2 separate regions of the Homo sapiens genome follow, and region 2 is linked to region 1. Evidence: chromatin contacts called from ENCODE Hi-C or POLR2A ChIA-PET data. All regions are on one chromosome and are shown on one strand. Each heading gives the region's core, a stretch centred on a gene start or an enhancer-like site at or near the end of the contact. The rest is flanking DNA. Distances are from core to core; before and after follow the strand shown.

Evidence for each region. A loop is a pair of places that touch in the nucleus more often than their neighbours do. ChIA-PET counts read pairs that join two places held with the same protein, here RNA polymerase II (POLR2A). Pooled maps may share reads with other maps.
Region 2: a map of transverse colon shows a loop between it and region 1 (4-fold over the local background). The contact joins two enhancer-like sites. A Hi-C loop is called at or near these places in 1 of 168 maps with a recorded cell type or tissue (transverse colon) and 1 of 50 pooled maps. POLR2A ChIA-PET finds 5 or more read pairs at or near these places in 1 of 52 experiments (activated CD4-positive, alpha-beta T cell).

Annotation. Positions count from the first base shown.
Region 1 is chr18:41,869,582-41,872,635 of GRCh38, forward strand. No RefSeq gene overlaps it. Among named protein-coding and RNA genes, the nearest start is that of PIK3C3, 84 kb to the right of the region's middle. Within about 2 kb of position 1,415, at least 2 of the 41 ENCODE cell types and tissues checked have a DNase peak (open chromatin) inside an H3K27ac peak, as active enhancers do.
Region 2 is chr18:41,935,462-41,938,845 of GRCh38, forward strand. No RefSeq gene overlaps it. Among named protein-coding and RNA genes, the nearest start is that of PIK3C3, 18 kb to the right of the region's middle. Within about 2 kb of position 1,495, at least 2 of the 41 ENCODE cell types and tissues checked have a DNase peak (open chromatin) inside an H3K27ac peak, as active enhancers do.

The DNA.
Region 1 (3,054 bases), core at 165-2,664:
AGTCTTGGAGAGGGAAAAGAGATTATTTTCAGGTCAACTGAACAGTAGCTTTCAGAAGCAGGCCATTGTTTGAATTGTGTTTCATGATATTGATTATGAACCGTCCTCCGCCATTCTTTGCCTTTTTGGTCAGGCTCTGCCTGTCCTACTGGAAATGGGAGGCAGTGTGTCCTGGAGCTGTGCTGTGTTTTTTTCTTAAATGTGACGAGCCCGTTGGGAGGACAAAGTCTTATATGGTCTGAAAATATATTTTTAATAGGTCATTGTCTAGTTAAGGGGAATTAGCTAAATATGTGTATCTCTGCAGACTAGAAATCAAAAGCAAATCAGAGTGAACAAAATGATAGAACAATATGAATTGTGTACTAGTTATATGAATGTTAAAGACTTATAAAACAAATGATTTTCAAAACTAGCTGAGAATACACACACATCAAACTCACAAATGTGATTCCCTCTGTCAAGGAAGACAAAGGACTAGAATTGAAACTGGAATCAAAGATGAAAGTAAGCTTTTTCTTATTATTCTAATTTTCGTTTTTAAAAAGAAGAATCAAAATTCACAAATCACTTATATAATGATTTTTTTAAAAAAAGATAGAAATCAATGTATCCTTCTGTTTTGCTTTTTTTCTTTCCAAAATTACAAAGAGGAGTTGGCATGAGGTACTTATTGTTTCAATCCACTTCACATCTGTATATGACATTCAAGAACTGTTCTTCGATAAAACATACAGGCTCTTGATTCTGAGATTGTATCTAAATGCATCCTGTTTCAATGTGGAGACAGGTTTGAACCTGCCTTCCCTAATTCTGCTAATGAGGCAGCAGGAATCTGGCTCTATTTAGGGAGCAGTGGCTTCTTCTTCAAGTCCACCCTCAGCCAAGAAGCCCATTGGCCTGTGTCCATCCACCAGGGCTCAACTTCCTTTTATTTTTGTGTTTTACGTTTACCTTTATTCACAAGCAGCATATTTCAAAACAATAATTTTAAAATATTTTTGAATGCTGCAGACATTCAAAAATGAAAACAACAATTTAAAATTATATATTATTCTCCAGTTACAAAGTATGTTTACATCCATTATTTTATTTTATTTCATTATCATCATACACTCTAAAATGTACTAAGGTCAGCATTATTTTACCCATTTTGCAAACAAAAAAAAAAAAATGAGGCCCCAAAACCATCAGTAACTTCTTCTAAATCATATCCATAGTAGTAAGGACTAGAGTTCAAACCTTCCCATTCTAAACTGTCAATCCATCTATCCATTCATTCATTTAACAAACATTTATTAAGCTCCCTCTCCATAGGCTCTTTTCTATAATTCTTTTCAGTGTATCTGGTAATTGTGTTTCCATAAGTCTTTATTCTGTCAATATGAGCTACAGTTATAGGCTATGTGATTCATTGCTGTTTCATTTCCTGTGCCTCATCCTTCAACCCACCTGCTCAATTATAAAGTCCTTGAGTAATTCTATAGTTTAAGACATAAACTTTTTTTCACATCCCACAAGGCTTAACATAGTTCTGGATAAATGCAGAAAACCACTGTTTCTTGCTTAACCAATTTATGGATTATTCTACAGATATAAAAGCCTAGATGTTAAAAGAATAACCCAAAGAGCTCCAATTATGATAAGGAGATAGAACCAAACACCCTAATATCCCATCTGCTCCAGAGATATGGAGCAGCTACTAGAACCCAAAAGCTGATGGAAGCTTCAGAAAACATCCTCGGTCTCTATATTACCCTAGGAACTATTCTAAGTTTCTCAGTTTCAGTCCTATGTAGAGCTTGTTATATAACATTGAAAACACAATCAGACAAGACCTTTGGATTAGGGAAAAAAGTTAAAGAACACATCGTTGTCATTTATTAACTGGTGTTTAGTGAGCCCTTATTACATGCACAATGTATTAGACGATCCCGTGAATAAACAAAGTGCATGGACACTTTTCTTCTTCTCAATGTAAATTGCACTTTACAGTTTATATGTTATCTCATTTCAAACTTTATAGTCCAGCATGGCAGTGATATGCTTGAGTTCTGAATCAGACATTCTAAATTTAAATCCTGGCTCTACCACATTCCAGCTGTGTGACCTCCGGCGATTTGCTTAATCTCACCAAGGCTCAATTTCTTAATTTGAACAACAATGATAATAGGGTTCTAGGGAAGATTAAATGTGATAATTCATGTAAAGCACTTAACACAGTATCTGGCACAGAGAAAACCCTCAATAAATGTTAGCTATTTCTATTATCATCTTTACAACTACCCTTCGAGGTAAATAGGCCCACATTATTTGTATATGAAAGAGAAAATCTGGGCTGAGAGAAATTATGTTAGTTGCAAAGGGTAACAGTGCTAGTAAAGGCCATCAACTCCAGGCATTCTTACTTGCCTGGTGCCAGCCCCATATCACACAGTCCCCTAACAGCATAAGTGAGGAAAAAACACACAAATGTTGGGAAATGTACAAATATTGAAGATGATTGAAGGAAATATGACTGTCCCTTGCTAGCTGAGCACTCCTCTGCTGTAATTAACATCTGATCTGCTACTTTACCAACAGATGAACACCCACTTGGCATTAGGAAGCTGTCTATTTAAGCTTATTTTTTTCATCTATGCCAGTTATCTGTATTTTAATTTCACACAAAGTTTGATTGTTGGTTTTTTGACATCACCCTGTGCCTTCAGATTGAAGTAAATAATACAAACACATATTCAAAGAATAAATGTTGATTCATTGATGTGCCCAGAAGAATTGTGAAGGAGGCACAACTTATCTCCAGACCCACCACATCCTCCAGACTTAGTCATCAAACTTTACTGAGCATCAGAATCACAAATTCTTGGGCCCATCTCATAGGTTCTGATTCAGTAGGTTTAAGGTGGATCCTGAGAATTTGCATTTCTAACAGGTTTCCAGATGACCCTGCTGGTCTGGAGACCATGCTTTGAGTACTATCATAGGTCAGTGTCTCCCAAAACAGTCCCCAGAGAATCTATATTCAATCATTTTGGGTGATTATCAAAATTC
Region 2 (3,384 bases), core at 245-2,744, 66 kb after region 1:
TTTACTACTATAAATAGTGCTGCAGAAAGTATAGTTTTTGAACAAATGTTTATATAATTGTGATTATTTTCTTAGAATAGTTTTCTTGCCTTCCAACTTTATTTCTAAGGGTGATCCTAGCTCATAAATTTAATGCCAGTATTTTGGTCTGTTCAGAAAACTTGGAGAAATAGCCAACTTTCTAGTTTTAAACTTTGCAATACACTATAAAAACATATGAATATGTACACAGTTATATTGAAAGAGCTCTGTGTTTCCAGAGCATATTTATATCTTTATTATTAGATGTTTTAATTGAGCTTGTGATTTTTTTCACTAGGCTCAATAATTACTCTTAATTAGTGGTAAATAATTCTTACCTGACGTATCTAATTTTCCCACTGAAATGTGAAGATGGCATTTTACTCTGGATAGCCAACAACATATTTAAAATATACATAAACACATGATTGCTGTTTTTTATTGTTTTTGCAGTTTAAAATCTTTATGGTATTATGAGAAAATATATGCCATGTGAATTCTTTAATAGTCTGTAGGAAAAACACTGCCAAACACAAAATTTGTTTGAGAATAGCCATAGGTAGCACGTAAATCAGTGGAATCTTTAAACATCCTTGGCTTATAAGAACCATAGAGCTTTAAAAATAAGTGAACCTGTTTATCATTGTAAAGAATAATAATTAAGCTTCAGTAGAAAGTGGCACAGGAAGTATCACAAAAGATGAAAAACAAATTGTTTGAATTCAGATGATTTGAAGATAAAAAGAAACTGGTTGTAGGTAAAGTTTTCTAGTTCCTAAAATGTTCAATAGTAGAAAAAATATCGTATAAAAGAGTTTAAAGATTAAATTGCCTTAAATTGCCTTTTCTTCCTTTAGAAAATAGACACAACATGGCTCTTTGTAGCAACAGATCTCTTCTGTAATTGAAATGATAAATAAATAGAGCTGGGCAAAACCGGAGGTGGTTTGGAGTTTGAGCTGAGAGTATTGCATTTACACTTTCCAAGTTTCCTTTCTTAACTTGTGACTCTGGGGCTGAAATAATAATCCTTTTTTTTCTTCTTTAAAATAAATCTTTCCCTGCTTCTAACTACCAGGGGAATATTATGAAAACATTCAGAACTAACATTACAGAACTAACATAGCTAAAAATGGTGCATCAGCATTGTGAAAAGGCCTATAATCCCAGAGAGAGAAAAACTCCAAACATTATGAGCAGTGCAGGGTTCTTTTACTGTTGATCCTGAGAAACAGTAAGTTTGGGGTTCTTGTTGCTCATTTAGCAAAAATAAACTTACAAAAAACAGGAAGGAAAGGAAGGAAGGAAAGGAAGGAAGGAAAGGAAGGAAGGAAAGAAGGAAGGAAGGAAGGAAGGAAGGGAAGGAAAGAAGGAAGGAAGGGAGGGACACATACACAGAAAACCCACATAGAAAACACTTCCTTGTGTTACTGTTCACCTCGATATCTCATGACCAAGTAATCTGTCACACTCACAGGAGGAGAGCTGACATTGGGAAGAACAGAAAGGGGAGGGTGGATAGAATGAGAAACAGAGTACGAACTTGAAGTTTCTGAGGTGTCACTTCCTCCTGTCTGCAGCTTTGTTCATCTGGAGTGGACTACAGAAGGCAGACACCAGTTTTGTTGTTTTGGGGGTTTTTTTTGTTGGCTTTTTTTTTTTTTTAGACAGAGTCTTGCACTGTCGCCCGGGCTGGAGTGCAGTGGCACAATCTCAGCTCACTGCAACTTCTGCCTCCCAGGTTCAAGTGATTTTCCTGCCTCAGCCTCCCAAGTAGCTGGGATTATAGGCACCTGCCACCACGCCCAGCTAATTTTTTGTATTTTTAGTAGAGAAGGGGTTTCACCATGTTGGCCAGGCTGGTCTCAAACTCCTGACCTTGTGATCCACCTGCCGTGGCCTCCCAAAGTGCTGGGATTACAGGCGTGAGCCACCGCGCCAAGCCCAGGCACCAATTTTATTCCACTTGCCTGCCCAGTCAGTGTCGGACTGGGCAGGGAATCACAGTTGAAGTTAAAAAAGCAGATGTCCTTAGAACAATTATGGCAGTTCCCACATACATACACAAAGTTAAATGAAATGCCACCATGTAATCAAGAGTTAGGGCTCCTTTTGGTTTTTAAACTGTAGATTAAAAAGGCCACTGTGCATATCTCTATCCCAGCGTGTACAACTGTCTTTGAAGGGGCTTGTGCTGGTGGGAATTCTTTGTCTCACTGTCTCACCACCCGGTTATGAGCTCCTCCAGAGTTTCCTCCAATCCCTAAGACCTTGCAGAGTGCCTGGCATGTGACAAGTATTCAACAATAATTACAATTGCCAATACTTATCGAGCAACTGACTCTCAAATTTTATGTTAAATAATTTTACATGGATAATAAACAGAAGAATTTTAAAAAATTAAGTAACTTGCCCAGGATCACTAGCTATTTGAGGCAGGCCTAGCCCCAGGAGCCAGGCTCTTGACAATCAATAATGTATCCCACGTTTGTTGACTGAATATGGGAAAGTCTCTTGATCTCTCCCCATTGTGATAACAAGTTGTGACTATAGATAACTGATATTTTTAATAGAGGAAGCTAAAATAATCTTTCCTTTCACTATTATCAAAACAAGTTAGGACTTAAGATTCTGAAAAGTTGCCTTAGACCTTGTTCCTGCCCTCTAAGGAAGCTAGAATCCAGGGCACTTAATTATGGGAGGCACAAATACATAAAGGGCACACTGTCTGAAGAATGGAGGCATTACTGTAATATAATAATGAACCATAAACTAATATTCAGGGAGCCTTACTTTTCAAGTTACACCGAAAACTATAGCAAGAACCGCTAATACACCCACATACATATAGGCGCACATATGTATACATGTATGTAAATGTATATGTGTGTGTATACACATTGAGAGAGAAAGAGGAGCATTGTTGATGAGTGTCCTTAGGGAGGAATCCATCTTTTTATTTCTCTGGTTTTAAATCTGTAATACAGGTTGTTGTGAGAATTAAATAAGATAAAGCATAAAATTGCCTTGAATACATTCTGCACCCTGTTAGTCATTACATAGATCATCACAGCAGGAGGTAACAATCCTTCTGAGGCTAAATTTAGCATTTCAGGAAGCTGAATTCTCAGAGTAGAGCTTTCATGGACTGTCCGCCTACTTCTAAATCATGCTCATGACTAAGCCAAGCACACCAAGCCTCACATTCATGTTTGCCCCTGGTGGGATTCAGGACACATTACGCTGAAATATGGCACCTTGACATTTGAGAAAACAGCAGAGGCAGGAAGTTCTCCCTCATCTTTCCCTGCTTTTCCCCCATAAAGCAGGTCATAAAAATCTAGAAAGTGGCTGGGTATGGTG